Linked DNA regions of Homo sapiens: region 2 is linked to region 1. The links are chromatin loops, found by intact Hi-C in ENCODE. Cell type or tissue: PC-3. All regions are shown on one strand. Links, peaks and the distances in the headings refer to the core of each region. The heading gives the core; the rest is flanking DNA. Region 1 overlaps ZMIZ1 (zinc finger MIZ-type containing 1). Region 2 overlaps LOC107984245 (a long non-coding RNA gene).

What was found. A loop is a pair of places that touch in the nucleus more often than their neighbours do. Peaks named below come from ENCODE experiments on the same cell type or tissue, not always from the same donor. Only the 100,000 strongest peaks of a DNase experiment are listed, where the experiment ranks them.
Region 2: it touches region 1 in a loop (11-fold over the local background); 21 of 110 quality-filtered maps call a loop at or near these places.

What each region holds. Positions count from the first base shown.
Region 1 is chr10:79,186,650-79,201,887 of GRCh38, reverse strand. It overlaps ZMIZ1 (zinc finger MIZ-type containing 1), which reads right to left. Exons shown (of 25, transcript NM_020338.4): 5 at 196-304. The coding sequence starts at 255. Among named protein-coding and RNA genes, the nearest start is that of ZMIZ1, 130 kb to the right of the region's middle. RefSeq lists enhancers at 1-404, 405-905, 5,994-6,083, 11,154-11,688, 13,296-13,830 and 1 more. In PC-3, for the core only: CTCF peaks have their summits at 4,603, 4,826 (motif pointing right) and 6,263 (motif pointing right); DNase peaks (open chromatin) are centred at 4,857, 6,277, 6,577 and 9,067.
Region 2 is chr10:78,424,072-78,439,309 of GRCh38, reverse strand. LOC107984245 (a long non-coding RNA gene) reads left to right here. Exons shown (of 3, transcript XR_001747513.2): 2 at 1,699-1,905; 3 at 4,870-7,481. Among named protein-coding and RNA genes, the nearest start is that of LINC00595, 160 kb to the right of the region's middle. RefSeq lists a silencer at 3,184-3,478. In PC-3, for the core only: a CTCF peak has its summit at 6,537; a DNase peak (open chromatin) is centred at 6,519; H3K27me3 peaks cover 3,505 bases.

The DNA.
Region 1 (15,238 bases), core at 2,799-10,798:
GGCAGCATTGGCACTGAAACCCAGGCATGTGATTCCAGCATTAGGCTGGTCAGTGCCAGCATGCCAATAACGGCCTCGATAGGTAGGTGGTCAGGAGGCCCTGCCATCGTCTCCAGCCAGAACCCACCAGATGCCCTGCTGCTGCAGCCCGCCCCATCTGCCCCGCCCTCGGAGTGTGCCTTGCCCCACACCCACCTGCTTGATGCACTGCAGTCGGTCATTGGTCTGCTGGATGTGCCTGTCCATAGAATTCATTCTGGCCGTTTCACTAGGTTCTACCCGAGAGCCATGAACGTTGTCCAGCCTGCGAAGAGAAAGGAGAGGTTGTCACTGGATCACGCCAGGCCTGCCAACCTTGAGCAGCCTCCCAACTGCCCTCTGGCCACAACACTGGCAGGTTCCAGAGTCCTTTGCTGGGCCCTGTGGGGCTGCACCTGGGGTACCCCACTGGGCTGAGGGCAGGAAATGCTTCTGGGTGCTTTCCATGTGTGGCACATGTGAGCACTGGGCAGGCATGCCCACCAGGGGATAAGGAACTGCACATGCAGGTGCACACATTTCTTCTCTTTTCTTTTTTTTGAGATGGAGTTTTGCTCTTGTCACCTAGGCTGGAGTGCAATGGCGCGATCTCGGCTCATTGCAACCTCTGCCTCCCAGGTTCAAGCGATTCTCCTGCCTCAGCCTCCTGAGTAGCTGGGAATACAGGTGTCTACCACCACACCCGGCTAATTTTTGTATTTTTAGTGGAGACGGAGTTTCACCATGTTGGCCAGGCTGGTCTCGAACTCCTGACCTCAGGTGATCCGCCCACCTCAGGCTCCCAAAGTGCTGGGATTACAGGTGTGAGCCACCACGCCCAGCCAGGTGCACACATTTCTGTATGCGCATGTGTGTTTTGGGTGGTGGAGGGGGTGGCAATTCCCCTTGGATTCCTGGTTCAGGGCTTGGCCCACGTGTGTGTGTGTACGTGTGTATGTGTGTGTGTGTTCATACATGTGCATGCAGGGGGACCTTCCCATATGACGACCCTCAGTGCACATGCACATGCACATGTGCTCTGAGTGGAGATCTCAGGTGGCATCTGCCCTCCCCCAGTCCCTCAGGCTTTGAGTTGTTCATAATTTACAAACCACTCACAACTCTGTTGTTTTCACTTTGCCCTCCTGGAAAAGGAGGATAAGAATGAGCACCACACCCATTTTCTAGATAAAGAAACTGAGGCTGAGAGACAGAAAGGGAAAAGCCAGGGTGGCACATCAAGTGGTGTCTGAGCCCACACCAGGAGCCAGGGTTCCTGACTGCCAGCCCGCGGTTTCCACTGTGCAAGGCTGACAGTGCGGGTGCAGGGATGGCTTGGCACTAGGCTCACCCTTCCTGAAGTGCAGGAGAAGGGAGTGCTCAGGGCCATTAGCATGAATGGGACTTCCCTCTGGATGACAGAGCTAAGTGGAGGAAGCTCCTTCGGCTCGAAAAAGCCCTGGGAGTCCCCAGGCCGCTCCAGGGAGGCCACACAGCAAAGGCGGGGATCTAGGTAGAGAGAGGAAGGACTGTACAGCCCTAGTCCACCCACTGTTAGGGGTCCAGGTCCTTGGGCCAAGGCAGAAGACTGCCCGCTGCCAGTTCGATTTGCCCTCCTGCCCCCAGTGGACAGTTCAGGCTGCAGACACTTGGATCACACCCAGGGTGCTGGACAGGAGACCTGGGGCCCTAAGCCTTCCCTGCTACTCTGTCGCACTCCCCACTAAAGACCCCTCATCTCTGGCCATGTCAGCCAGGACTTTTCACGTGCTGGACACCTGCATTCTCTCCTTTCCTTTTCACACACACTCTCTAAGGCCAGGATCATCTCCATTTTAGAGATGAGGAAACTGAGGCCCCAGATGTGCCAAGTCCTCGCAGCTGGTGGAAGTGTAGGTTGTGTCTGCCTGCCTGTCTGCCTGTCTGCCTTCTACACACGCTTGTTGAGGGACCCAACACCATTGCCTGGCCCCAGCCTTTGGAAGAAAGTCCTGTTCCTCCTCCAATTGCTTTAAAGGATGTGTAGCTCTTGGTGCAATTCTCATTGCTCCATGTGTGTCTGAACAGGTAATTCATTTGCATGGTTCAAAAATCAGAAAGTCCACAAAGATATCGAGTCCTGGGTCCAGACCCCGTCCCCAGTCCCCTGGTGCCCTTTCTAGGAGAACCAGTGCCATCAGTCCCCCTTCTGGAGAGTCTCATCTAGAAGCAAATATCTACACACACTATTTCTTGCCACATTTTTAAAAACATAAAATAATAACATTCTATACACATTATTTGGATGTTGCTTTCTTTTCCCCCCTCTTGATGATACATCTCAAAGTTTATTCCACATCAAGACACAAAGAACTTTTTTTTTTTGAGATGGAGTTTCACTTTGTCGCCCAGGCTGGAGTGCAGTGGCGCAATCTTGGCTCACTGTAACCTCTGCCTCCCAGGTTCAAGCGATTCTCCAGCCTCAGCATCCCAAGTAGCTGGGGCCACAGGTGCTGCCACTATGCCTGGCTAATTTTTTGTATTTTTAGCAGAGACGGGGTTTCACTGTGTTAGCCAGGATGGTCTCAATCTCCTGATCTCGTGATTCCCCTGCCTCGGCCTCCCAAAGTGCTGAGATTACAGGTGTGAGCCACCACGCCTGGCCACCTTTTCATTTTTTAATGGCCGCACAGTATTCCTAGGTATGATGAAGCATTATCCAACTAACATCTGCCCATCGCCCCCTGCCAGGTGCTGTTCTAAGGCTTGAGCCCTCAGACAAGGCCCCTCTGCTCTGGGGGCTCACACTCCAGCCTGAAACGAGGGACCCTGAAGCTTTTTCCAATTTTTTTTTTTTTGAGACTGAGTCTCGCTCTGTTGCCCAGGCGGAGTGCAATGGCGTGATCTTGGCTCACTGCAGCCTCCGCCTCCCAGGTTCAAGTGATTCTCCTGCCTTAGCTTCCCAAGTAGCTGGGATTACAGGCGCCTGCCACCACGCCTGGCTAATTTTTATATTTTTAATAGAGATGGGGTTTCACCATACTGGCCAGGCTGGTCTCGAACTCCCGACCTCAGGCAATCTGCCCACCTCGGCCCCCCAAAGTGCTGGGATTACAGGCGTGAGCGACTGCGCCCGGCTCCAAATTTTTATCATTGCAGTGCTGCAGGAATAACCGTTCACATCGGCACATCACACGTGTGTGAATTAGTCTAGAGAACATAGGCTCAGAAGTGGAGTTGCTGGGTCATCTGGGAATTTGTATTTTTGATAAGTGCTTTCTGGAGCTCTACAGCAAGAAGGGGAAAGTGGGGGTTGTACCCATATTTATTTCTTCCACCCTCACCCTGCCAACCATCCCTCCATTCATCCCACCCACCACCTATCACACATGTCACACCCTGAAGCCCAATTTCTCCACCCATCATTTATCTATCGAAATACCTGCCTGGGGAAGGAGGAGGGGGGTGAGGGAGCATCCAAAAAGAAAATTTAAAAATAAATAAGTAACAATAATAAAAACAAATGCCCGCCTGTTCACCTGTCTACTCATCCACTCAAACATCTTTAGTCTCCACTTGCTCATCTGTACATGCTTCTTCTCTCCAAGAAATGCTTTTTTGTTTGTTTGTTTGTTTTTGAGACAGAGTCTGTCGCCCAGGCTGGAGTGCAGTGGCGTGATCTCCACTCACTGCAAGCTCTGCCTCCCGGGTTCACGCCATTCTCCTGCCTCAGCCTCCCGAGTAGCTGGGACTACAGGCGCCCACCACCACGTCCGGCTAGTTTTTTGTATTTTTAGTAGAGATGGGGTTTCACCATGTTAGCCAGGATGGTCTCGATCTCTTGATCTCGTGATCCACCCATCTCAGCCTCCAAAAGTGCTGGGATTACAGGCGTGAGCCACCACACCTGGCCAAAATGCTTTTTAATAACGACACTGTGCGGGGTCCTAGGCCAGATGGGTTGGGCGTGCGGAGATTAAAATGAAATCATTTTCTTGTGTTCAAGGAACTCTTGGTCCAAGCCCACATTTACCTACTAGATGACCATGTGCTGAGCTCCTCCTATGAGTCAGGTACTGGTCCAGGCACAGCACAGATAAGAAAATGTAGTTACATCCCCATTTTACAGATGAAGAAACTAAGGCTTGGAGGTTACAGCTTGTTGGATAGGAGCCAGCTCTAGAATCCTGGCTTTCCCTTTACAGTTTTTACTCTTGAACAGGTCCTGGGGAGGGGACAGGGTACAGGTGTGTGTGTGTGTGTGTGTGTGTGTGTGTGTATGTGTGTGTGTGTGTATGGTCTGGGTTGGCAGGGGCGTAATCAGGGCAGCTCCGCTTGCTACTTCTGTAGGTCACCCAAGCGGGAGCTGTATTTGTCCTCCTGAGTTTACCCACACAGACCCTCAGCCAGCATCCACATGACAAAGGCTCCTGGGGTCAGGGACAAACCATGGTGTGGAAGACAAGGACACAGAGAGCCCAGAGCAGGAGCAAGACAGTGCCACCTTCAGCAAGGCCATCTCAGTTCCTGGTGCCAGGCCCCATCAGAGCCAAAGGACCCTGGTGGTCTCCCAGGCACCATGTGATACCCATGCGGCAGTGAAGGCCTGGGTCCCACGTGGGGGCATGGGTGAACACTGGTAGCCAGGGTTCCAATAGAGAATTCAACTTTCACAGCCAGCCAGGACAGGGAGACCCATCCCACAAAGGCCTGGGTTGGCTCAGCTCCTAGCTGGAGGAGACAGAAGAGAAGTACAAAGAAACCTCATGCCCGGCAGGCCTTCATCCTGCTGTCGGCAGGCCACTGCCCACCAGGACAAAGGGCCACCGGTGGCCCAGGCAGCCAGCAGGGGGCGCTGTTGACAAACCTAAGTGACCTGGGGGCCAGACCTGCACACTGTGGAGGTTCCAGGTGTGCTTCCAGGCCCTCCGTCCTCTCCCTCACTCCAGTGAGCACCCAGGTGTCCCCAGCCAGGATGGACTTCGAGTGGGCTTCTCTGGTTTCCTGGCCTTGGTTTCCCCATCTGCAGAACAGGATGCTGCAGAGGGGCAAGTCAGTGACCCATAAGGGTCTACCTCTCAAGAGGAACTTTCTCCTGACATTGTGTCCGGGGGCAGAGCCCGGTGGGCCTTGATAAATGCTTGTTGCCTGGAAGCCCCAAGCAGGCACAGGAGCTTAGATCCACCCAGCTGGCGACCACAGGGCTCAGAGGCAGTTCTTTTCTGTTTAGTCATAGCGGGGGCCCAGGTCCTGCTTTAAGAAGTTAACAGCAAACTGGGAGATGGGACTGTCCACCTTCGGGCTGGCCCCACGTGGGGTCACGGGCAGTCTTGTCTGGAGGCCGGCGGCTGGACTGAACTGGCTTCTGGACAGAAAGATTCCTGGAATATTAAGGGCCGAAGGTGCTTTCAGGTCCCCTATCTACCCGCTCTGCCTCAACTGGTTTTACTCTGAGGAGCCTGGGGCCCATCAGTGTTTTGTTCAAGGCCAAGGGGCACTGGGCTGGGTCCAGGTCCCAGGGGGGCTTTGCTCCCAGGCAGGGCTGCAGCTCACAGGAACCGAGGGGTGAGTGTCTGGGCTTGCAACACCTGTGAGACCCAAGGGTGGGTAGATGGATGGCAGGAGGGACATCGCAGACCACAGGGACAGCGCTGTGTCCTGTGTTTCTTAATAAAAGAACAAATGGCTAGCGGATTATGGAGGCACCTACAGGTGAGGTGACATTTTTAAACTGTTGAGGTCAATGATGGAGAACTGCGGTTACTAACCCCAGGAATGGAGGAGATGGAGGCTCCAGTCTCTGGAGTAAAAGGGTCAAAGGCCTAGAGAGCAAAGGGTCTCAGGCATAAAGAGAGGAAGGGTGCGCTGAGGGAGGCATGCAAGAGACAGCTTGTTGAGGGGCAGGCTGGGATCTTCCATTTGTTCTACACCTGCTATGTTCAGGCACCAGGCCAGGCCCTATGCAGTGCTAATTTTCTTCATCCTTAAAAGGCTCAGAGAGGTGAAGCAAATTGCCCAAGGTGACACAGCCGGAAAGCTGCTGGGCTGAGATTCAAACCCTCTACCTTTCCAGCTGTTAATGTGCTGTTCTTTGCACTCCCCATGACTGGCAGTCAGAGCTTCCTGGTAGTCCCCACCTCCGGCTGTGACTGGGCCCCAGGAGATGACCTTCTTGTTCCACCCAACCTGCCCAAATCCAGTCACTTACATCACTGGGCTCCCTGCACACCGGCCACCTTTGGGAGGTGACACGCACCTGGTGGCCAGCAGAGGTCGCCCTTCGCCACAAGAGCGCCACTCAGCTGGGCCGCTGCCTCCGCCTCCGGGCTCCTGGACTCCTTTAAGCCTTTACAAGTCGCTACAAATCCTCCGTGGCTGCAGCTCTATAGCCGGAGAGGCCGGGCTCCCGCCCAACAGATCACTGTCGGCCTGGCCCCAGGTGCACCCGTGGCCTCAGCCCTTCCTACTGCCCCTGAATGGGGGGTGAGACCAAGCAGGCTACCCCCATCCCGGCTCAGGACCCCCGCCATGTCTCCTGGTCAGAGCAGCCAGGAGCCATGCAAAGCTAATCAGCATGGGGGATCAGGACCCTGCTTTGCTGAGTGAATAGGGCAGAGAGCTGGACCTCCATTTCGCTGTCTGCAAAGCACAGGATCGGGCTGGCCAGCCTTTGGCAGCCTGTCAAATACCAGCCTCTTAGGATTCCCTGTGAGGAGCTCCGGCTGTTCAGAAAACACCATCCCCACAAGAGGAGAATGCCTGCTTTTGAAGCTGCAAAGCCTGTCCCAAGGCAGGTCCATGGGGAGGCTGAAGGCCCGGCAGCCCCGGGAGCTGTTCTTCCAGGGCAGCCCAAGGCCAAGACGCTGCCCCTTTCACAGCTCTGTGCTTCTTCTTGCACCTTACGCTTGGCTGGGCTTAGTTGGGCAAATGGAAGTTTTTGGATGGTAACATGGGGTCAGCTCGGTCTTCCCAACTCCCGTGGGACGTCTTTCGGGACCAAGCTTCCATTTACACTTCTCACCACCCAGCAGAGCGAGGGTGTCTATGCTTAGCGGCGCCTGGTGCAGAAGACTAGTTCAAGAAAAGTTAGCGGCTATTATGTATAGAGGGCTGCTTGGAGGATAGAACGTTGAGAGCTGAAAAGGCCTGGGAACACCTGCCTCATGCCCTCATGCAGCAGGGTGGGAAGCGGAGGTGGGGAGAGGAAGAGGACACGGAGGGCATCGTGAGCAGAGCTGGGCTGGAGCCCCTCTGACAGGTCCAAATAGAGCCCTGGATATCTCTGGGCTGCCAAGTCAGCAAGGAGAGAAGCATCTCAACGGTCTCAACGGCTGGGGGAGGCAAACAGCCCTCAGGGGGCTCCTCACTGGACACAGGGATGAGGTGCTTCTAGCTGCCCCACAGAAATGTGGAGCTCCACAGGCAGCTAGCTCCCAAGGGTGGCAGCCAACCGAACAGTCAGCTGTCCCAACACAAGTGTTTTATTTCCCACCTTTGAGGCCTCACTAGTTCATCAGTCCACATAATGCACACGCACCCAGAGAGAGGCGTCTGCACAGCACACGTGTGCATAGGCACATACACATGTGACCCCTTGCATACTTCACAGCAGGTATGTGCACATGCTGGATGCCAACACAGATGCACTTGAGCACACACATCTCATGACAGCTTGCACAGGCAAGTGGGGGTCCCCGGGGAGCTGTGTGAGCAGTGGTGTGCAGAAATGATTCAATCACCATGCACATCTGCAGCTTAGGTCCCCTGGGGCAAGCGGTGCCAGTGGCAGGAGTGGGCAGCTCTGCCTACAGCCCGCGAGCAGAGGCTGCGTTCCAAGACACAGCCAGAAGGGAAAGCCTAGGGGTCCAGAGGACATCCCAGACAGCCCCTTCATCAGCCTTAGACTCCCAAAGGGACAAACTTCATGAGCCCTGGGCTCAGCAATGACCTGCCAACCTGCACATGTCAGCATCAGTTGGGATCCTTTTCGGCCTGGCCCCTAGCCCTCACTACTCTCAGTCACATCCCTTGTCCCCAACGTGGGGCTGCTCCCTGCCTCCCGGACTGTGCTCTGAAGATCGCACCTCCATGTCTTTGCCTCTGACTGTCCCTCTGCCCGCAATGCCTGGACACCTCCCATCCATCAGGGTATGGCTCAACTGTCACTCTTTCGTGCTCTTTCTTGGTTTCCATCCCTATCCCCTCCATGTCGCTGTCACACACCCCCATCGTAGCAGCACTAGATGAGGGCTGACTCCTTGCAACTGTCTCTCCATCAGCTGGAATGTCTTCCAGTTACAGATCCCTTAGTCTAGCCCAGGGCTCCGTACTCAGCAGGTACTCATTAGATGGGTGAACAGGCAGGTGGACGCACGCCCATTGCTGGGTGTACATGAGAACCAGGGTGGTGAGAGCTGAAAAACCCATCACCCAGCCATAATCAGAAGATCCTAGGACTCAGAGAGACACTGGTTACCCCGTTGAGGGTTCCCAAAGAGAGATACATGTACTTCTGGTGGGATAACGATGACTTTAGAAGGTCCATGGACAAACCTTTTACATTCTCATAGTGAAGTTTTTGGACTGATGAGTTCATGAATGTTATTATTTAGCATGCAGTTAAATTAGGTAGCAATAGCAGACCTAAGTGAATTAAAGAATTGTTTTAAACATAGTATGAACGGAATGAAAGTGACCAAGGTTAGGCAAGCACTGATGTAGACTGATGACTTCCTCACCTTAAAGGTAATGAGTAGAAGCTCAGAGAGGTGTGGAAGCTGCCTGTGGTCACGTCGCAGGTGGCTCGCGCATTCCCAAACCTCGGTAGCCTGCACCAGGCACACGGGCTGGATGCAGAGGAAGAGGGTGGTGGTGAAGCAAGGACAGTAGGAGAGTGACTTTGTGCCCTACCTCAGGGAAGTCAGAAAGAAGGGCAGAGAGACAGGAGACGAGATGGGGAGAGGGATGGAAGAGGCAGCTCCGGGCAGCTGCACAGGGCCAGCTGCTTCCAGCTCTTAGCAGGACAACTGGAGCAGGCCCTCGGGCCAGCGTGAGTCATTGCACAGGGTGGGGCCCCTGGGTAGGCAGTGGTCCTGAGAGCCAGACCTCCTGGCTATGAGGTTGTGGGAGGGTATTTCACCTTCCTGAGCCTGCATCCTCATCTGTCAAGCAGGAAAGTCCATCTCCTCCCTGCCCCACTGTGTTGAGGAGCTGAGCAAATGAATACTTAGGGGACAGTGTTTTAAAAAGTGAAATTCTGCATTCGGACCACAACTCTTCAGAATTCAGTCCCTCCTTCCTCAACCAGGGCAGTGCTCCTGTGCCAAGACTTGACACGGCTCCACACTGCCCCACCAGAGTTCAGATGCTTTGGCTTGGCACTCAAAGCTTCCGGAAGGGTGGACCCACTTCTCTTCATGATCCAATCTCCCAACACCCATCCTTGTTCACGGGAACACCCATTGTCAATGCTGGCTAGTGGGATAACATAATGTAACCTTGGCATTTCAGAGTGGGGGCTTCATGACAGTCAGCCCCACACAGCTATGCCTAGCAACCTGCCCTGGGACACAGAAGTTAATTCAGAAGTGACAGTTTCCTGGGGAAACACTCAGTGATGTGGCCCTGACAAAGGGGCCAGCCCACTGACCCAACCCACACAGGGCTGGGATCCTAGCTGCATTTGGTGTGCCTTGTCTTTCTGGGCACATGGCACTTTAGAGGAGGCCATGCCCTTGAGGCCAAACCCCCCTGCCATCCTCTGGCCATACTCCAAATCCCTGACCTCACAGTGAACTTTCTCTGACAGCTTCTCTTCCCCAGAGGCAAAGGAGGGTTGGATTCAGCTCTGGAGAAGGCCCCTTGGGCTTTCTCTCATTCCCAAGGAGGCCACACCCCTACACTTTGTTTCCTCAGAGTGGAAAGAGGTACTGAACAACTATCAAACCTATATGTGCTAAACACTAGGTTCTCTATGTCACATCAGTTAAGCCTCAAAACTCTATATGCTGGTCCAATTATTATTACAGTACTACAGGTGAAGAAACAGAGGCTACTACAGATGAAGAAACTGAGCCTCTGAGAGGTGCAATGATTTGCTTAGGGTCACACTACTGACAACTGCCAGGATTTGAATCTAGGTCTGATTACAAAGCCCATGTTTTTCTGTATCATGTTTTCCATGGGAATATGGCAGACCTCCCTCAACTAGACACTGCCTTCCCCAGCCCCAACTTCCCTGAGTGAGAGGAAGGTGACTAGCACTGCTGTGGAGTGCTGAGGATGGTGAAGATAGGGAGTCACAGGCCCGTCCAGTGCTGGGCCCAGGCCACAAGCCTCTCCCAGGATAGCAGTGCTCATGCAGTGTCCCTGTCCTGGCTCTGCCTCAAGGCTCTTGTCTGTGACTCCAAAGGCTCAGATGCCATGAAGTGGGGAAGAGAGGGGTGAGAACAGTTACCCGAGGGCCCTTGGAGGATATAGGGAAGGATGTGACTGTAGACAGAGGCAGGACCCCCCCCGACCACCAGCTGGTGCCCTCTAGAAGGCTGTAAATACCTAGCAGATGTTCCTACACCCTGGCTCCAGGAATGGAGGTATTCTCCATTGTCCCCTCCCTACCCCCAGCTCCCCAAGGCTCCAAATCCCACCTGGCATTCTGCAGGAGCTCCAAATAGGGGCAGGATTAATGGCATCCCCCAGGAAGAGTTAGACAGAACTAGATCAGCCCTTAAGGACCAGCTGGCATAGGGATGGTAATGCTCTGGTATGCAAGAGGTGGAGGTGGCATCCATACAACCCTCCACCTCCCACACCCATAGCAGGCATGGCTAATCAATCACTGCACTCTCCCAGCCAATCCTCCACATACACTTCTGCACAGCCATTGTTAACCACCTGGTACCAACACATGAGATGAAGTCTTCTAGGTGGTCTATTTTTGAAAAGGCAGTGAACAGAGGCCAGAGAGGGGAGGGCTTAGCTTGAGGCCACCAAGCAGATCCACATGCAAACTTCCCGTTTCCTGACTTTGTGCTCTTTACCCTAAACTGAGAGTCACAGCCAGGTTCTTTTCAAGCTAAGAGCCTCTATGGATGGGTGGGCCTATTTCAAGCAACCTTATATCACAGTCTCACAGTAGCCTGCAAACAAGTATTATTTCAGTTTGTGGATGAGAAAGTTGAGGCTCTGAGTGGGTAGGTGATTTCTACCTAGCCACACAGGGGGTGTGAATGACCCAGGGCAGTGGCTGCTCCTCCTGAGCCCATGAGTGTACTCCTTTAGTTAGCTGCTCTTCACTGTTAGTATATATATATTTTTTAATTTCTAAAAAACCAAAAAATTGGGGAAACAGAGGAATCAGAAGGCAGACATTTACTTGAGCTAAAAGTGGTAGATGGAAAAACAATGAAAAGTCCTCATGGCTTAGATCTGGAAGTGATCTGGGATCTGCGCAGGCCTATCCTAACATTTACAGATGAGGAAACGGAGGCCTGAGGCAGGGAGCGTAGAGCAGAGCCTTGAAGGCCCCACTGTGGATCCGAGGCAGGGTCAGGGCCCACACCCAGGCCTCAGGAGCCCCAACTGCCCCAACCACATCCAGTCCACCCCTGCTGATGCCTGCCCAGGCCAGGCCTGTGGTCAGCCCACAGACAGCTCAAACGGGCCTGCCCTGGGGAGCTCCAAGCCGCCTTGGGGGTTGGGGTGGGGTAGGACAGGGTGCCCATGCCAAGTGTGATGGGAACAGGGGCTTGGCTCTTACTAGGAAGCAGCTATGCTTCTCCCTGCAGAGGCCCTGGGCAGCCCCCACAGCTCCCTATGGAGATTTCTAGCATCCCTAGATCCGGGGGTGGGAGCTGGGCTGAGGCTGGCACAGTGATTCATCAAGCTCTACTCTCCAGAAAGCCCATGGCATGGGAGGGGCGTGCGTCAGCTGGGTCTAGCCCGATCTTCATTTAGTGGAGTCTCTGGGTGTGAGGCTACTCAGGGGACTGAGCCACCTCGGCCCAAGAGCAGAGGGCCCTCATTCCTGAAACCCTCCAAGCACACGCTGGACACCCCACAGGCAATCCGAAAACACGCTTCCTGGCTGCCTGCTGAAAACCAACAGAGACAAAAATCACGCTAGGTGCTCCAAAGCTGCCTGGTGACTTGAAAGTCTAATGTGCACAGCACTCTACAGTTTACAAAGCACTTTGGTGTTATAACCTCACGAGTTGACCCATGTTTCACCCCATCTTAGATGGGCAGTATAGCTTAGTGGTTAAGGGCACCAGGCTGCCTGGGCTTGCATCCTGGCTCTGACACTTGCTGGCTTCTGTGCCCTGGGGCACAATGCTAGCCTCAGTATGCCTCAGGTCCCTCATCTATAAATAATAACAACAGTAACCATAATTGTACAACTTCATAGGCTGCTGTGCTGATTCACTGGGTTAGTGACTAGGAAACTTAGCCTCGCCCTGAGCAGGTGAACATTCACTCTCTAGAGTGCCCTGGTGGGTCTTATCGGCTCCATCAGAGGCAGAAGGAAGCTGGAGCCAGAGACTTGGGTGCCTGCGTGACAGAGTTAAACACCACCACTCTACAGGCCCTCTGGGAACCATACCATGAGCTCAACAGGGCGCCTCAGAAGTCCTGGGTGGTTGCAGCTGAGAGGGAGGCAGGGGTCCCATGCCATTGGCCAGAATGCCAGGTTGAGGAGCTGGAGGGACTCTGTTTTAGTGGCAAAGGACAGTCACAAATGTTCCAGAGGGAAGGATGGATTAGGGAAGGAGCTTTCGGACAAGTGAGCTCCTCCAGCAGTGGCCTCGATGCCCAGATGAAGTCTGCCTGGGCACCATCTCTAATAAAGACAGGAGATCAGAGAAAAGCCACACTGTGCTCTGGTGACTGGGACACCCCAGATGGCTCTGCCCAGATCTGTTTCTTGGAAACCAGGTCCCAGGAGGTGCTCCTGAGCGAAGCATTCCCGGTTAGATGAGTTGGGGAAAGCTGCATCTTCTGTCCTCCTCTGGGAGATCATGAAAGCACGCTTGCATGGGAAGGGCCTTACAAAATCTGGCTTTTCTCAGTGTTACTGGATGGCAAAAATGCTTTTTTCACTAAACACATTTTAAAATCCCACAGAACTAGTTTTCCCCAGGACTTGCTTTGAGAAATGCCGACCTAAAGGGAGTGGCCCAAGGGTGGAGAGGCTGGAGGAGAGACACAGAAGAGGCAAGGAGGGCCAGCTGGCTGGGTAAAAGACTGGGGGAGGGGATACTAGGGGGGTGGGGGACAGGAGGAAGATTCCTAGCTCCAAGCTGGGCTCTGGCCACAAAGGCGTGACCAGAAACAAAGACGTCTGTGCGAAGAGAAGCCACAGAAAGATCGGAATCCTGGATTCTGAATCCAGTATCATGTCCAGCTTCATGAAAGCCATGGCCACCTTGGATATACCCAACCAGCCACGAGCCTGCCTGAAGGCGCCCTGGGCTCCCTCCCCCAGCAAGACTGGCTCGGGGGCGGGAAGAGCGGCCCAGAACACTTCCTGGAAGGGCAAAGGCCAGAGTAGGAAGGTCACATGAGCTGCCTGAGGCGGAGATGACCCTCCCCTGTCCCATCCAAGCAATGACTGCAGCCAGAGGCACAGAAGCCAGGGTGTGTGCAGGCCCAGGTGGCCCAGGCAGCAGGCAGGATTCTCTACCTGAGGCCCTAGAGGTGGGTGGCCCTCCTGCAGTCACACTGACATCTCCATTCATAATTCTGAATAGTAACAAGAACAATAGGCGTGTCCTTCATTATGTACTACGTCAGGCAGCATATTTGGTATTTTATGTGAATTATCTTTATAACAATATAGCCGAAGGTAGAATGAATGAGTGGCACCATCTACAGATGGGAAAACTAAGGCTGAAAATAACTAAGGAACTTGCCCAAGATCAGAAGATGGCAAAGCTGAGATCCAAACCCAGATCTATCAGACTTCAAAGCCCAGTAACTATACACAAAACCAAGCTATCTCCACACTATTCTGGGGCTGGGGAACAGGGAAGCTGAGTGGCAGACTGCGCGGGTTCCGGCTGCCCAGAGGGAGGCCCTTGGGTTCATTCATTCTCCAGGCGCTGCCCTGGGTCAGCTCTGCACCGCCTGTGCTCAGCCTGGGAGGGACACAGGACACAAGGTGTGTCCTCAGGAGGATCCTGGCCTGGGGGTCCCAAGCATGCCAGCATGCATACTGCACTGTGGACACATGGCTCACCTCTCTGTGCCCATTTCCTCAGCCCCAGAAGGAAGGGGCTGATCAAGATGTCACTCATTTCTCCCTGTACCCCAAACCTCTGAGGATGGCTGGGGTGCTGAGCTTTCCGGGAGCCCACTCGCTGCACCAGGCCCCTTTGCATACATCATCCCATCGAATTCTCACTCCAGCCCAGCAAAGTGGGCACCACAGCTCAGACTTCACAGAAGAGGAACCTGAGGCCCAGAGAGGTTACACAACTCGCCCAAGGTCACACAGCTGGGCAGTGAGGTTGCTGGGACCGGAACTTGGCTTTAGCTCATTTCAAAGGTTCCAGCCTAATCACGCAGCTATACTGGCAGTGTCCGCCGGGCTAGAGCCAGGCATGGGAGAGGGAATTTCTGCTTGGCCCAGGCCATATTGTGGTGTGACTACAGCGCTCAGACCCTGGACTCCATGGCCTTGATGAAGTGGGGACGGGGTGAGATGATTCCTAAGGCATCTTCTAGCTTTAACACTCTTGCAGGAGGCTGGGGAAGAAAGGATTAAACAAAAAGAGTAAGATGACATCACTGATTTCCAGAAGCCTAAAATCCAGGTGAAGGCAGACAAACAGTACCAACCTACCTGCTGGGAGTGCCTACCAGAGGGCTAGACTGCAGAGGCCAGGCTGGGGATCACCCCACAGGCTTCCTGGAGGAGGAGAGGTGGAGCCAGGTGCCAAGGGCCAAGGGGGCATGGCCTCCAGCAGGGGCAGTGTGGCTGGGCAGATGGTTAAGAGAGTGGGCAGGGAAAGCCCGTCTTATTTTGGAAATAAAACCACATGCTCAGTGCCCCTTTGACCAGTCAGCCTGGCGGGTGGCACGGGGTCCTTCTTAAGGGAGAAGGTATTGAAATGAAGCAGGACTCTCACCATTCATCTGCTTTTTAATTAACTCACTCTGCTGCCTTAAGTGATTCCCTGCTCACGCTCATTCTTTTGAAAATTCCAAAGTGCTACTTCTGACCTGTGATTTACTATTGCTG
Region 2 (15,238 bases), core at 3,117-11,116, 760 kb after region 1:
TGGCAGGTGCTGTCGCCCCCTGCCTCCCTCTCATCCTCAAACAGCTCCCAGCCCAACGCACACCATTCACTTGCCCTCACACTGCACTGTTTATTATTATCTCAATGTGAAATGATCCTGCGTGTTTCTCTTTTGCTTGTCACATGGCTGCCTGCCTCGCTAGAGAGGGAGAAGCGTGTGCACAGAGCCCCTGCCTAGCTCTCTGATGTTGTCCAGTTCCAGGAATAGTGGCTGGAACTTAGGCAATCAATACCCATCAGTAGTTGTTTGATGAATGACTAATGCTCACCAGTGGTCCTAGGAGGTAAGAGTCATGTCCTCATTTCACAGATAGGCAGATGATGCCCACAGAGTCAAGCCCCATGCACCATGCCACAACCTGGAAAGGGACAGAGCTGGGTCCCTTTCCCCTCTCTAGCTGTCCATTTGACTTCAGTGCTGGTCACTTTTGTAGGGAAATGCAGAAGACAGGCCCGGGTGGCAACACATTCTGGATTCCTGCAGACGTGCCCAGGCTTCATGCCCTCAGAGGTGCACAGCTCCCCAAGGGGTTTGCTAGGACATGCAGAGTCCAGCATGGGTGGCAGCAGTCCAGCATGGGTGGCAAGAGCCTAGCTCAGCAGCTTCCCTTTCTGTGACTTCAGGAAGACACCCACATTCTGTGGGCCTCAGTTTCCCTATCTTCACAATAGGGGTGCTAGCTAGACTTAACACATCATTTGTCCTTCTCTCCTGATAACAGACCAAAAGTCCCAGAGAATACAATGCATTCACAGTAGGAGGAAATGAGAGGAACCTGCCACCACTGGCCCCTCTGATCCTGCATTGTCCTTTCTCATCCAGGGACCTTCCCTTATCCTGCCTGGACTCCAGAACCAGCTGCACTTTGTTCCTACCCGGCATGCTGTAACTTTTCTGTGGACAAGGTCATACGTGATCAGCCCCATTTACAGATGAGGTCCCCAAAGCCCAGAGGGTGCTCACCTCTCCTAAAGTCACACTGCCAGCAGGTGGCAGGGCCGGTGTTTGAGCCCAGATGTGCAGAGGGCCCTGACAGCTATGGCCTGTGAGCCGTGGGGCCCCCACCAACCCCCCACACAGCCTCACTCCTGCATTCCCCTCTCTGAGCCTCTCCCCATGCCAAGCTGCCAGCGTATTGGACCGTTTTCTCTGTAGGTGGTGAGTATGAGATGGAGATGTTTCTCAGCGAGTTATTTCTAGAGTTCCTGGCAAAGGCAGACCTCTGAAGCATTGTGTGTGTGTGTGTGTGTGTGTGTGTGTGTTTTTAATGCACTTCCACTGGGGGTGGCAGGCTACAAATGAAAGGGGCCATGGTGCTCAGGAAATGTTCCTCCTGTGAAGCCGGAGGGGCTCGCGGCCCCACCCATAGGTGTCTCTGTCCTTCCCCAGACCACACGTTTCCTGGGAAGGGAAACCTTACTGGAAATTCAGAATATTCTGGTATCTGCTTTTCTGAATGATTTGGACTTCCTCTGGGGGTGGGGGAGCCAGGAGAGCTGTGCATGCTTTTCCTCTCCTTCTCCTGCTCTTAGACACATTGCACTGGGCTGCAGGGCCTTCAGGTGAGCTGATTTCCAGATCCATGTTGGACTCTGAGCAGGTGGACAGAAGCCCAGTGTGTCTGTAGCCCTGGGAAGGTCTGATGGTTTTTCTGTGGTTTCCGTTTTCTCAACACAGACACTTACAATAGACATAGCACTGAATCTCGTCGATTGCTGTCAGCTACAGGTCCTCCCCAGCCTGAAGAGCCAAACTGGTTACCACAGAGGTTCTCGAGGAAGGAACCCAGTCCAGGAGGTCAGAGTCTTGGTTTCCCAAGATGGCCGGACTACTGAGTTGCTGTGTGACCTTACACAAGTGATTCAAACTCTCTGAATCTTCCAGGTAATTTCCTGGTTTGATTAAAGAGGAAATAAATGTGTCTTCCTACTTAAGAATACATCAGCTCCACCATAGTCTGGGAATCAGGAAGCTGGGGTTACAGAAATGAAATGGATTGTGTTTTTGCTCTTGGATTGGCACTCTTGGACATGGCCAGGCTTCAGCACGGGTTTCCTGCCAAGGAAAGAGGCCTGTTGTCATGGAGCTGAGTCCTGGAGGAGAGAGACCAGAGATAGGCAAGGGGAGGGCAGGAGGCAGGCAGAGACCCTCCAACGAAGACCACAGAGGGAGCAGGGATGCAGACTGAGGGCAGGACTGGTCCGTGGGGCCTGAGATCTGTCTTTAATCCCCTGGGTGACTTGTCCCCAAGCAGGAGGCCAGATTGGCCTGGGAGTCTCTGTGGGGCAAAAGCAAGGTAAATGTGCAGAAGCTAAAGGAGACAGATGATCTGTTCCACAGAAGGAAGAACTTTCCGGCATCTGAGCAGTGTGGAGTTGGGGGAAGTGAACTTGGGGTTTTCTGTGGCAGCTGGGGGGCATGCTGATTTACATGAGGTCTTTAGCAAAGTAGCCACAGTGTGCAAAGCCGCCATGGCTGAAGTTTCTATTGTGGACACCGGTGCTATTGTTGGACGCTGCAGAACTGCAGTAATTCACATTTATGTCCCAGGCAGTTCCCTGGAATGAAACACCCCGATCTTTAGAGCCTTTCCTGGGCCATTGGAAGACACTCAGCAAGTAAATTTTATGTTCTCACTCGGGTTCCTAATACAGGGTCTGTCTGGAGGGAGAGAGGCACTGTCCGTGCCTGCAGGAGCTTCCCTGGTGCAACCTAGAGACCATCTTTAGGCTGAATCCATGCTGGGTCAGGGGAGGAAGGCTTCATCCCACTGGGCAAATGAGGTGACAGTCGTCAGTGCCTGTCCCCTGTGCTAGTGAACCCTTTGATGGCTATGCGAGGCAGGAAGGATCAACTCGTTTCCCAGGGAGGCCAGGAGGTATGTGGCTCCTCACTCTGCCTCCCCCAGCTAATCAGGAGTGAAAGCAGCACTTAAGCCCTAGTCTGCCAGACTCCAAAACTCATGGCTTTCCACTAGCCAGGCTGCCTCGTCCTCAGAACTAAGGAGAGAGCAGGGGGTGCCCCGAGAAGGACTGGGGAATGTCCGCAGGGGAAGCTGGGACCCCTGGGAGATTTCACTGCAGCACCAGTTGCTGGAGAGGATGGAATCACTGTGTGCTCTGAGACCCCCACTCATGCCCCTGTGTCTGGAGCCAGGGCCCCCAATCCTCCATGCAGCCATTTTTCCAAGAAGCCAGATGCTGTGCCGCCTGCCTGCCTGTGCTTTATCAGAATACAGCAAAAGGACATAAATAAATAAACAAAACTCTGCTGAGCTCTTTCCCCCTAACGACCGCCAACGTGCAGATGCTTAAAGAGACATTTTTCCAGAGAACAATGGATGAGAGGCGTCCAGACCATGGAAGAATTTTGTGTCAGATATTATTGTTAGTTGCATTTTTTTAACAAACCCAAGCAGATAGGACCTCATTGAGATTTCTATCGGGCCCAGGAGGTTTCCTGCATTTCAACTTTTGTTTGTTTGTTTTTGTCAATACATTAGTGTCTGAAATTTGTAAGGCACTCACTTGTAGCTAGAAAAATTCCTCTGTTGGGGGGCAGTGTTTGAAAACACAATCTTTTTAATTTTCTTCAGCTGGACCTCTATCACTGGATCTTTCGTTAATATAGATCCTTATTTGTGACCGGCCCCTTCCCATCTCTCTGTGGCTAATCAGCCCGTTGGACATATGGAATTGTTTGTGCTTAAGCGGTTAGCAAGGCCAGATTGGCTGCAAGAAATGTAACACATTTTGGGCAACCCCCTCTAAGCTCTATTAGGCTTCATTGGGCAGAACCCCCATGGTCCCAAGGATAACCCTCCTCTGCTCAGGGAACACTGTGCAGGGCCAGGCAGGTATTTTCCCAAAGGACACAGGGCAGGGAGTTGGGTGGGTGGAGGGCTGCTTCTGGCTTCATCACTACGTGTTGTGTGGCCTTAGCAATCCTATTCCCCTCTCTGGCCTCCTTCTGCAGTTGTCAAGAACAGGGTTAGATGACAAGCAGGAGAAGTCCTGAAATAGGCAGACAGTGCAGGACCCTTTGAAAGGGCACCCTCGTGACCCAGGACAGCCCCTGAGCTGGTCCTCTCGTGCAACAGTGCCAGCAGTTCACTCAGGCTGACCCATTCCGTGAGGGGGAGAGGAAACTGGGGGTTCTGTGAGAGCAGGTCTGACTCACTGATTCCCCGACACGTCTCCATGGACTCTCGAGGTGCCTGCCCTGCCCATCACTGGACAATGGGCCTGGTATGAAACAGGAAGAATCCATCCCCACGGACAAGGTGGGTCCTCCACTGTCCCTGGCCCTACCCATCATCTTCGTGATGCTGGCAGGCAACAAAGGCCCACAGAGGGTCCACCATCCCACACACCCAGGGCACAAGATTGCTAGATAAAATACAGGGTGCCCAGGTAAGTCTGCATTGCAGTTAAAGAGCCAATAATTTTTTAGCATGTCCTAATATTGCAATGAGACATGCGTATCTTAAACAATTTTCATGGTTTATCTGAAATGAAAATTTAACTGGGATGTCCACTCATTGTTGCAAAATCTGGCTATCTGGCCGGGGTACGGAGTATGTAGGCATGTGAGCTGGGACCAGAGCTAGTTCCCATCCCCAGCTCTCACCTCTTGCCCCAGAACCTCTTACCTCCCTCCCCTTCTTGTATCCTCCACCCCCAAAACTCTGGAAGACACAGAGTTGCTGCAGTGATGCTTGGGAGGAACTGTCCTCATCCTCCCCAGCACTGAACTTTTAAAATTCTGAAGCCAGAAGTGCTGTGCCCTGAGCCCCCTGCAGACCACTCCACGGTGCATCTCTGACCTGGCCCTGTCTCTCCTTTGCAGAGCTGATAGAGCCACCGAAGCAGAGAAGGAGTGGGGGAGGAGAAGTCTGCAAGTGTGCACTGGACCGTGTCCTAAAGTGCCAGCCAGATGGCCATCTGTGCGCTTTGGCCTCCCCAGTCCTGCCAGGGAAGGAAGTATGAAGCCAAAGCCAGATGAGAGTGAAGACCTGGCCAACAGCCTCTCTGCAGACCCTGCCAAGCACATGCCACCCCCTCGGTCATGTGCACACACACACCTGCACACACACACTCTGCTCAGTCCTTCAGCTGGTCAGCGCTGATGGCTCTTGTGGGGGGCCTCTGCTCTGTCCCGATCCACCCATGCTCACAGTCCCCCCTGCAGAAGCACTAGTAATGCTCAGAGGACTTTCCAAAGCCCCTACGGAACCCAGGGACTGCTCACCCGTGGCTGTTGGTTATGTCAGATATCGGAGAACCAGCCCCAAAGACAGGCTACTGTTGTGGGAAAGCCCAGAACATAAGACTGCAAGGTCTGGTTCTTTCTGGAATCACTGCACTCCCTGGAGAAGGCCACACCCCTTCCTCTTTCAGGCTTTAGCTGCGGCATCTGTAAAATGGTGATCCTAACCCCTGTCCTGCCTGCCTTATGGAGACAGTGAGGATTAAATGTGTGTTAGAAAGGAAAGCTCCCTGTAGGTAAGAAAGTGTTGAGCAGACCTCACAACCAATGCTTTCCGTATGTGCTTCCAGGATTTCAGGGAGATTTTTCTATTTTCCATGGGTGTGATATGTCTCCATACAGCCTGGAGCCTAGTATTTGTGCAGATAGTCAGGACTGGAAGAGCTCAGATGTTGGAGAATTTACTGCAGGCTGGTCCTGTATATTGTATCGGCTTGTCACCTTCCTCGTTCTGCACACTGGATCTCTGTTAACATAGCCCCTGACTCTCACAGAACTTATTGTCAGCTCTAACCCTGTGCTTGTTTTCTGCACTCTGCTGCTAACATTCCCAGCCCTTGTATGGATAGGCCTGGGGCCTCATGGCACCCTGTTCCCAGGCCTGCAGAAATCTGCTCTCTGGGAGCACCTCCACCAGACCTGGCTGACCGTGTCCCTGAGCCAGAAGGGGATTAGAGGCCCCCACTGAGCTGGAGCTGGAGATTTGGAACAGAATACCCCCTCCCTTTCAGCTGGGCAAAAAGGAGAAGGAGCAGAGCCAACAGCCCCAGGGCTTCCTGAAGAAACTTTGCACCAGGAGCCTCCCATTTCCTGGGCTTCTGCTGATGGAACAAACTTTCCTCGGCCCTTGGCGGCCCAGATTCTGGAACAGGCTACTCTGCAGTCAGGCACTGTGTGGGGGAAGGGGTGTCAGCCTGGGATGGCAAGGACAAAGCCCCAGCCCATGCTGCTCCCCAATCTCTCCTTCCACCCAACTTGCTCTGTGGCCTCCAGCAAGGCCCTTCTCTTCCTGGGGCCTTAATTTCCTCAGCTGTAGAATGAGTCAGGGAAATAAGATTGGTCCGGTGAAATGTCACAGTTGAGTGGGTCTTACAGAGGCAGATTCTACATGGAGAAGGGGTGTGGAGCACCACCATCTTTTCTGATTCCACTCTCACTTCCCAGCTCTCACAGCCTTAAAGCAAACTCCAGCTGCCCAGACCTCCACTGTGTGCCCTGGGCTCTGGGCCTTGGCTGATCTGGTAAATGCTGCCCCCACACGCCAAAAGGACAGAGGAAACAACTAAGAGAGTCCCCAAGGCCCAAGGCTGGAACAATTTGAGCAACAAAATACATCATGAGAGTATCAAATTATAACTCCTAGAATAAAATAAAAATCCAGGAGTCCACATGGTTATAAATAAGTACCTGAATAAATAAATAAATGAAGGCAGCTCTTCCTTACAGAAGAGTTCCAATTAATAAATGTGACATGAACAAGGGAAATAAAAAAACACCATTAGAACACCACAGTAATAATTATTGCAGACAAGACGCACTGATGTATGCTAAAATTAATGGGTGAAAGTTTGAGGAGAAGCAGCATGTTCGAATTGTCTCAAAGTATCTCCCCCAAGAGATTTACTAATTATAAAGGGGAAAGAAAATACAGTAATCTGCAGTGGAGAAACCCAGTAGGTGCCACCTTAATCAAGTGACCAAGTTAACATCACCAGTAATAAGACGTAGCAACATCACCACACGCCCCGATAGGATGCACAGAGAAGACATTTCATGTATATAGTATTCTTGCCAAAAAATGCATAACATCAATTTCATCATGGGGGGACAATCAGACTGAGGGGCATTCTACAAAATCACCCATCAGTACCCTTTCAAATGTCAAGGTCATGGACGGCAAGGATGCTCTGAGGAACCATCACAGATTGGAGGGGATTAAGGAGAATGACAGCTAAATGAAACGTGAGAGCCTGGATTGGATCCTGGAATAGTGGAAGGATATTAAGAGAAAAACTGGTGAACTCTGAATCAAGTCTGTATTTTAGTAACAGTATTGCCCAATGTTGTTAATGTAATGATTTTGATAAATTATACAAGATGCTAACATTAGGGAAAGCTAGGTGAAGGTGTACAGAAACCCTCTGTGCTATATTTGTAACTTTTTAATTTCAAATAAAAAGTAAAAAATAAAACTGTTTCATTCCATTTTCTAGGGCTCTTCACTGATGCCAATCAATAGTTTGCAGCGTTTCTTCCCCTAGGTCCACCCTTGAATAAGTGGTGGGCCCTCCGGGCCAGGCACTTTACATACACAATTTCATTTGAATCCTCATAATGGCTCTCTGAAAGAGGTATTATTAGCCCCATTTTATAGATGAGAAAACTGATAGCCAGGGGCACACACTAGAACATAGAGGCTCTAAATTCAGACTCTGTCTGAATGCAGAGACTATGACAACTGATGTTTTTACTCAATTGTGGTAGCTTATGGAGGAGGTCTCATGCATATGGCCAGCAGCAAAGGCAATGCCTTTTGGTCCTTTGGAGCATGGCTTTGAGATGCTACATACCTTAATCCAAATGCAGGGCTGATCCTTTAACAGTAGAGTAAACGTAAGACTCTAGACTGCTTGGGCACAAATCCCAGATCTTCTACTTATTTATTATGTGTTCCTACAAAAGTTACTTAATCTCTCTGTGCCTGGGTCTCCTCTCATATAAAATAAAGGTAATATTTAATACCCGTCTATAGCCTGGCTCTGAGGGTCAAGCACTCAGGTCAGTTTTACACACTCCATAAGTGTTAACCATCTCTTTTGTCTTCGCCTTCTGCATCTTTCCCCAGCCACCTACAAAGTGCCAGCTTGCTGGCTAAGATTTCCTAAACTAAACAGCAAGTTGAGGTCCAAGAAAAGCTCAGAACACACTGTGGAAAGAGAAGCAGAGAGGCAATATCTGACCATCTACAGAAAGGTGTAAGATGTTATCAGCCTAAAATCCTAAGCTGGGTAGCAGCTAAGAACCATATAGAGACATTGTGGGATTAGCAAAATATTCCAGTCAAGGTGTCCTGGAATGATCCAACTCCTTATTAACTTGAATGTGCTCCACTGGCGGAGGCACCTACCTGCCCAGATGTGACCAATCTAAGGTTAACTTTACAAAGGGAGAAAACAGAAGGGAAAGAAAGGGAAGGGATGGAAAAGTGGTGGGAAGAAGAAAGGAGAAACACTTTTACCAAATGAGCTCATGAAGGAATGAATCTTAGAATCTCTTAAATTTTGAACATGAATCAATAAATCGCAGAACACTACTGAACACCAAAATCTAGGCAATGTTTGGCACCTGCTGGCTCGGTGAAAATACTGTTTTTTTAAATGCATGGAATGATTGAGATCTGAGAGCCACCCTTGCCATGTAAACCTGAAGAAGGAATTGATATGAGCATTGGCAGAATGCACCCTGTGGTTCTCCAGAGTGCTGAAGTCTGTTAAGTAGCAGAATTCTCATCAACTTGATCAAAACCAACCAATGACTCACACCAGGTCTATAGGTGGGCACTTCTGTGGTAATAAGGCTGATAGAACTGATTTTAGGGCTGCAGAAATCCACAGTTTTGCATAGCTAATAGGTTGGTCTTTGCTCCTGTATTTTTGAGGACATACACCCCTCATCCAAGTTCATTGCGGACCTCCTGCCACAATTGTAAATGCCTGGATGCCAAAAGACAGCCTCCTAGGAGAACATATATCCTACCCTCCTTCCTCTAGGCAGAGTCTTTTGCAACAGACTGAAATTTCACTCGCATTTGCCTCTAACTCTTCTTCACTTCAGTGGCCTCAGCTGTAAATTGACAGGGTTGGACTGGGTCAGTGGTTTTCAACCTTGAGTGCACATTAGAACAATAAGAAAATTTTAAAAAATCTTAATGCCCCTGTTCTGACCAAATCGAAATATCTGTAGTGGGTCTCAAGTATCTTTTTCTTAAAGACAAACAAACAAAAATAAAAATAGTAAATGTCTCCTCTCAGTCATGATAGAGTGATAGTACCAGAACAGCTCTCCCACTTGTATTAGTTTCCTATTCCTGCTGCACATAATATACATTTATTATCTGATCTGGAGGTGAGAAGTCAAAATGAGTCTCAGTGGGCTGAAATCAAGGTGTCAGCAGGCTGTGTTCCTTCTGGAAGCTGCAGGAGAATCCATTTCTTTGCCTGTTCCAGCTTCTGCTTCCCTTGGCTCATGTTTTCTTTCTTCTAACTTCAAAGCCAGCAAGGTTGGGCCAAATCCTTCTCACACTGCCATCCTTCTGCTTCTCTCTCTTCTGTCTTCCTCCTCCACTTTTAGGAGCCTTTTCAATTATAATCCAAAATAACCTCTCTCTTTTAAAGTCAATTTACTAGCAGTCTTAATTTTATCTGCAATCTTAACTTGCCTTCGCTACATATCATAACATATTCACTAGTTCCAGAGTGAACATCTTTAAGGGACCATATTCTGCCTACCACATCATCTAAAATGGGGGAAAAGTATGGACAAATACGTAAAACGAATGTTTTCAGACACTGAACAACAGGCATCATAGTAGTGTAGTGACTAAGAAAAAGAAAACAAAGGAGATGTGCCCTACAATTCTGCAGATTTCTGCCTAGAAGCATTTAGCAGACATGGCGATTGTTCACAAGAACCCAAGCACATCGTGCAGTCTCTGTGAGCTGAAAAGACAGAGATGTAAGTTTGGGAAGGCTGAGGCTGCTGGAACTTGTGGGGCAGAAAACTAAAGAGGAAGAGGCTATGCAGAGGAGGAGGTCCAGATATTGTCATGAAGATCCCCTGAGTCTTTGACTGAAGACTATGCTATAAATGTGTAAAGACTCCATTAAGCCAGGCAAAGAACAATCACCAGACAGGGAGTAACTACCAGGGAACTGTAAGCTGAATAAATACTAAAGCTTGGTATGGTTGAGAGACATTTGAGTTCTGACCAAATAAAGAAACCTTATCAAACACTTGGAGCATTTAGGAAAAGTCTCATAAAAGGCACACCTTGGTGGTATAACTTAGCTGTCCTTTGAGTAAAGACTACTTTAGATCCCATGAAACTTAAAACCAAGCTCAAAAGTGCAAGATAACCTGAAAGTGAACTACTGGCTATCAGAACACAACTCAATGTGCTTTATGGGGGAAAAAAACACACACACACAACAAAATCTAGACATTCAATAACTTCAAACACACAATGTCCAGCATCTAATTAAAAATAACGAAACATGCAAAAAAAAAAAAATTAAAAAGTAACCCAATAAATTTCAATAGGACAAACCTATAGAATCAAGACCAGAAATTATAGAGGTAATAGAATTCGCAGAAAAGAACTTTAAAACAGCTATTATAAATATATTCAAGGCTTAAGAAAAACATAGCACACTGAAGAGATAAAAGGTTTTTTTAATCCAGAACACCTAGAGCCAAAAAATATATAATATCTAAAATGGAATATTCACCAGACAGGCTTAATAGCAGATTAAACATCGCAAAAAGAAGTTGTAAATAAGATTGAATAGAAGGCAAGAACTATCCAAATAGAAGCAAAGAGATATTTTTAAAAAGCTAATAAATTAAACAGAGCCTCAGTGACATAAAGGACAATATTCAGTGATCTACCATTCTGAAGAAAAAAACACATTGTTTTCTGTCTACCCTTGCACACAACACAGAAAACTTCTGTGTCCAAAATGTGTGAAGATTTCTTTCCACAAACAACCAGTTCTTCAGCAGATACCAGCTGGGTGTCCTATAATTCAATTCAGTTTGATACTATCTGCCTGGAGACAGGGTCAGATCCCATAGGTGAAGGACTCAGTTCCACAAGACTGTCCCCATCAACTTCAGATGCTAATTGTAAGTCTGGGTTTTATACCTTGTGACTAACCAGATCTAAACTAGGCGGTCCCATGACCTTCTCCTCAGGTTTAATTAATTTGCTAGAGAGCTCACAGAACTCAGGGAAACATTTTGTTATACTTACACTTACCCATTTAATACAAAGACTATTGTAAACAACACAATCGAACAGTCAGATAAAGACACACAAATGATTCAGAAGGGTCCCAAGCATAAGAGCTCTGTCTCTGTGGATTTGAGGCACACCACCTTTCCAGTGCATGAATGTGTTCTTATTTACCAACCTAGAAGCTCCTCGAACTCTGTCCTTTTGGGTTTTTATGGAAGCTTCATTATGTAAGCATGATTGATTATATCACAGTGATTTGGTAATCAACTCAACTTTTAGCCCATCTTCCCTCTCAGAAGGTGAGGGAGTGGGGCCAAAAGTTTCAACCCTCCAATCACATGGTCAGTCCCACTGGCAACCAGCCCCAATCCTGTGATTATCTAAGGGCTTTCCAAAAATAATCACTTCATTAATATAAACTCAGGTGTGGTTGTAAGAGACCTGCTGTGAATAATAAAACACATGTTTTTCACTTGTATTGCCATGCAGCTGTTTCAGGAACTGAGGAAAAAAGTCTAAATTTTTTTAGCAAAAAAATACACCTATGGCTCTAGTCACTTGGGAAATTATGAGGGTTGTAGGAGCTGGGAACCAGAAGCTGTGACAAAAGCCAGAATATGTATTTTTTATTATATCACAATAGCACAACTATATTACATAATATAGAGTCTTCAAAGAAAAGGAAGAGAGCATTAAAATTATTTGAAGAAGTATTAGCTGAGTTTTCTAAATGTTTTTGAAAATATAAGTTGACATAGTCAAAAAACTCAAGAAAGCACCAGTCAGGATAAATACAAAGAAAATCATATCAGGGCATTTCATAACCAAGTTTATGAAAATGAGAAATCTTAAAAGTCACCAGAGGAAAAATACTCATGTACAGAGTAAAATAACTAAAAAGTAATAAAGACTCACATGAAACTACGCAAGCCAGAAGACGATGGAACATCTCTAGTGTGTAGAAAGGAAAGGAAAAGAGACTGTTGATCTAGAATTCTATAGCCAGTGAAAATATCCTTCAAAAGTAAAGACAAAATAAAGAATTTTCAGACAAATTTTCATTATCCCTAGCATACCTGCATTATAAGAATTATTAAACAAAGTTCTTCTAGCTGAAGGAAAATATCAGACAGAAATCAAGTTTATACAAATGAATGAAGAGTCCCAGAAATGCTAAATATGCAGGTAGGTTAAAAAAAAAAATTTGTGTTTTCTAATTTCTTATTTTCCTTAAAAGGCGGTTGATGACAATGTAAAAATAATGTGGAGTGGGGTTTATAATGTATGTATAAGTAAAATATGTGACAATAACAGCACAAAGGACAGGAGGGAAGAAAGGAATTATATTGCTATAAGATTCTTATATCACACATAAAGTGGTACCAGTAATTGACAGAACAAGGAGACAGAAAATCTATAAGGATATAGGAGACTTAACCAAATAGACCTTTATGGAACACTCTACCCAACAACAACAAAATACGTATAACTTCCAGTGCACGTGGAATACTTACCAAGTAGACCATATTCCCAGTGTTGTGCTGGAGCTGGCTTGTAGCAGCTCACAAAATTGTGCACATTTCTTTCCAATAGTACATTTAGTAACATTATGTTGAATTTGGCCACGGTGCAAGTATTTATACCATGAAAATTGGCAAATACTACCAATCAGACCTTTTTTTTCCACAAGACCTGACTTACCTGTACATTACCACATAGTCTGGTGTGCATGACAAAAGGTAATTTACATAAAACAAATACCAGTAAGTTTTAAAGTATTGACATAGTACTGTGTATGTTCTCTGGCCACAGTGGGATTAAATTTTAAAATCATAATAATAAGATATATGCACAAGCCCAAAATATTTAGAAATTAAACAATGCACTTTTAAATAACCCATAGCTCAAAGAATGAATTACAAGGGAGATTTTTAAATATTTTGAACTAAATGAAAATAAAAACAAAGCTTATGAAGTTTGTGAAATACAGATAAAGCAGCTCTAAGATGCAATGACAACTTTGTATTGATATCAGAAAGGAGAAAGTCCTAAAGTCAATCATTTAAGGCCCTATTTGATGAATGAAGAAAAAGAAGGACAAAATAAACCCAAAGAAAGTAGAAGGAAGAAAATAGTAAAAATAAGAGCATAAAACACTGAAGTAGAAAATGACAAACACAGAGGGAAATGAGTACAAACGCTGGTAGTTCTACAAGGTCAAAAAACTAGTACCATTGACAATTGCTAGGCCTCTAGCCAGATTGACCAAGAAACAAAGAAGACACACCTTACCAATCCCAGGAAAAAAACGACATATTACAGACCCTACTTTAATTAAATGGCTAATATGGAAATAGCATGAACAATTTTATGTCACAAATTCAACAACTTAGAGAAAATGTAAAAATTCCTTGAAATGTGCAAATTACCAAAGCTCACTCAAGAAGAAATAGAAAGCATAAATAACCCTGTATGTGCTAACGAAATGGAATTTGTAGTTATAAACCTTCCCACAAGGAAAGCACTAGGTTCCAATAGTTTCACTGGCAGATTCTATTTTTAAAAACTAGGTTTAAAAAAATCAGACCTATCAAATTATTTTAGAAAACAAAGAAAACTCTTCCCCATTTGTTTTATGAGCAAACTTATTCTGATACCTAAACCAGAAAGCATATATTAAAATAGAAAACTACAGACCAATACCCTTCATGGAGCACAAATGCTGCTAAAATATGAGCAAATTGTATTCAACAGTATGTTAATACAAAAATGATAATACACTATGACCCAGTGGGGTTTATCCTAGGAATTAAAGGTCAGTTTAATATTCAAATATAAGTGAATTTATATGATTATCTCAATAGAATCTTGAAAAAAATTGACACAATTCAATATCATTTATGGTAAAAACTTGCAGTGCAAGACTGTATTCTTGCACTGCAAGTTTTTACCATAAATGATGTTGAATTAATATATATATATCAATTCAAGCAAATATACACATTTGCTTCCAGGCTGCTCTTCTTCGCACTGAGGCTCAAGGTATTGGTGCTTTCTTCCCTGAACTGGCTCCCTCTCCAGGACCTCAATTATACTGCAGCCCAGCAGTCCAAAGCCTAGTTCTATTCAAGGGGACTTCTCTACCACCTTGGTGTAAGCCCTCAGCACCACATGAGCAGAGCCATTGCATTGGGGAATCAGGGTTTCCCAGCCAAGGGAAAAAGCTTTGATTTGGTCAGCACTTACTTTTGTCTAAGCATGAAAGAAACCCAGCTCAGCCTGGATTAAACCAAAAATAAATGTTATCAACTCACATGACCAGTGTTAGTCCTGGCTGAACCCAGGTGCTAGGTGGAATGATTAGTTCTGTTTCTCAGCTTCCGTTCTTCTCTGTTGACTTCATCCTCGAGCTGGCTGTCCCTACAAGGTGGCAGAAATGGCCCCAGCAGCTCCAGGCCCATGTCCTAATGTGTCCAGAGTTGGTTCCTTCTGATGGATTCTTGGTCTCACTGACTTCAAGAATGAAGCTGCAGACCTCTGTGGTGAGTGTTACAGCTCTTAAAGGTGGCACAGACCCAAAGAGTGAGCAGCAATAAGATTTTTTGTGAACAGCGAAAGAACAAAGCTTCCACAGCATGGAAGGTGACTGGAGCAGGTTGCCTGCTGGCTTGGAGTGGGGGGTGGTGGCCAGCTTTTATTCCCTTATTTGTCCCTGCCCACCTCCTGCTGATTGGTCCATTTTACAGAGTGCTGATTGGTCCATTTTACAGAGCACTGATTGGTCCATTTTACAGAGCGCTGATTGGTGCATTTTTACAGAGTGCTGATTGGTGCATTTACAATCCTTTAGCTAGACACAGAGTGCTGATTGATGCATTTACAGTCCTCTAGCTAGACAGAAAAGTTCTCCAAGTCCCCACTCAACCCAGGAAG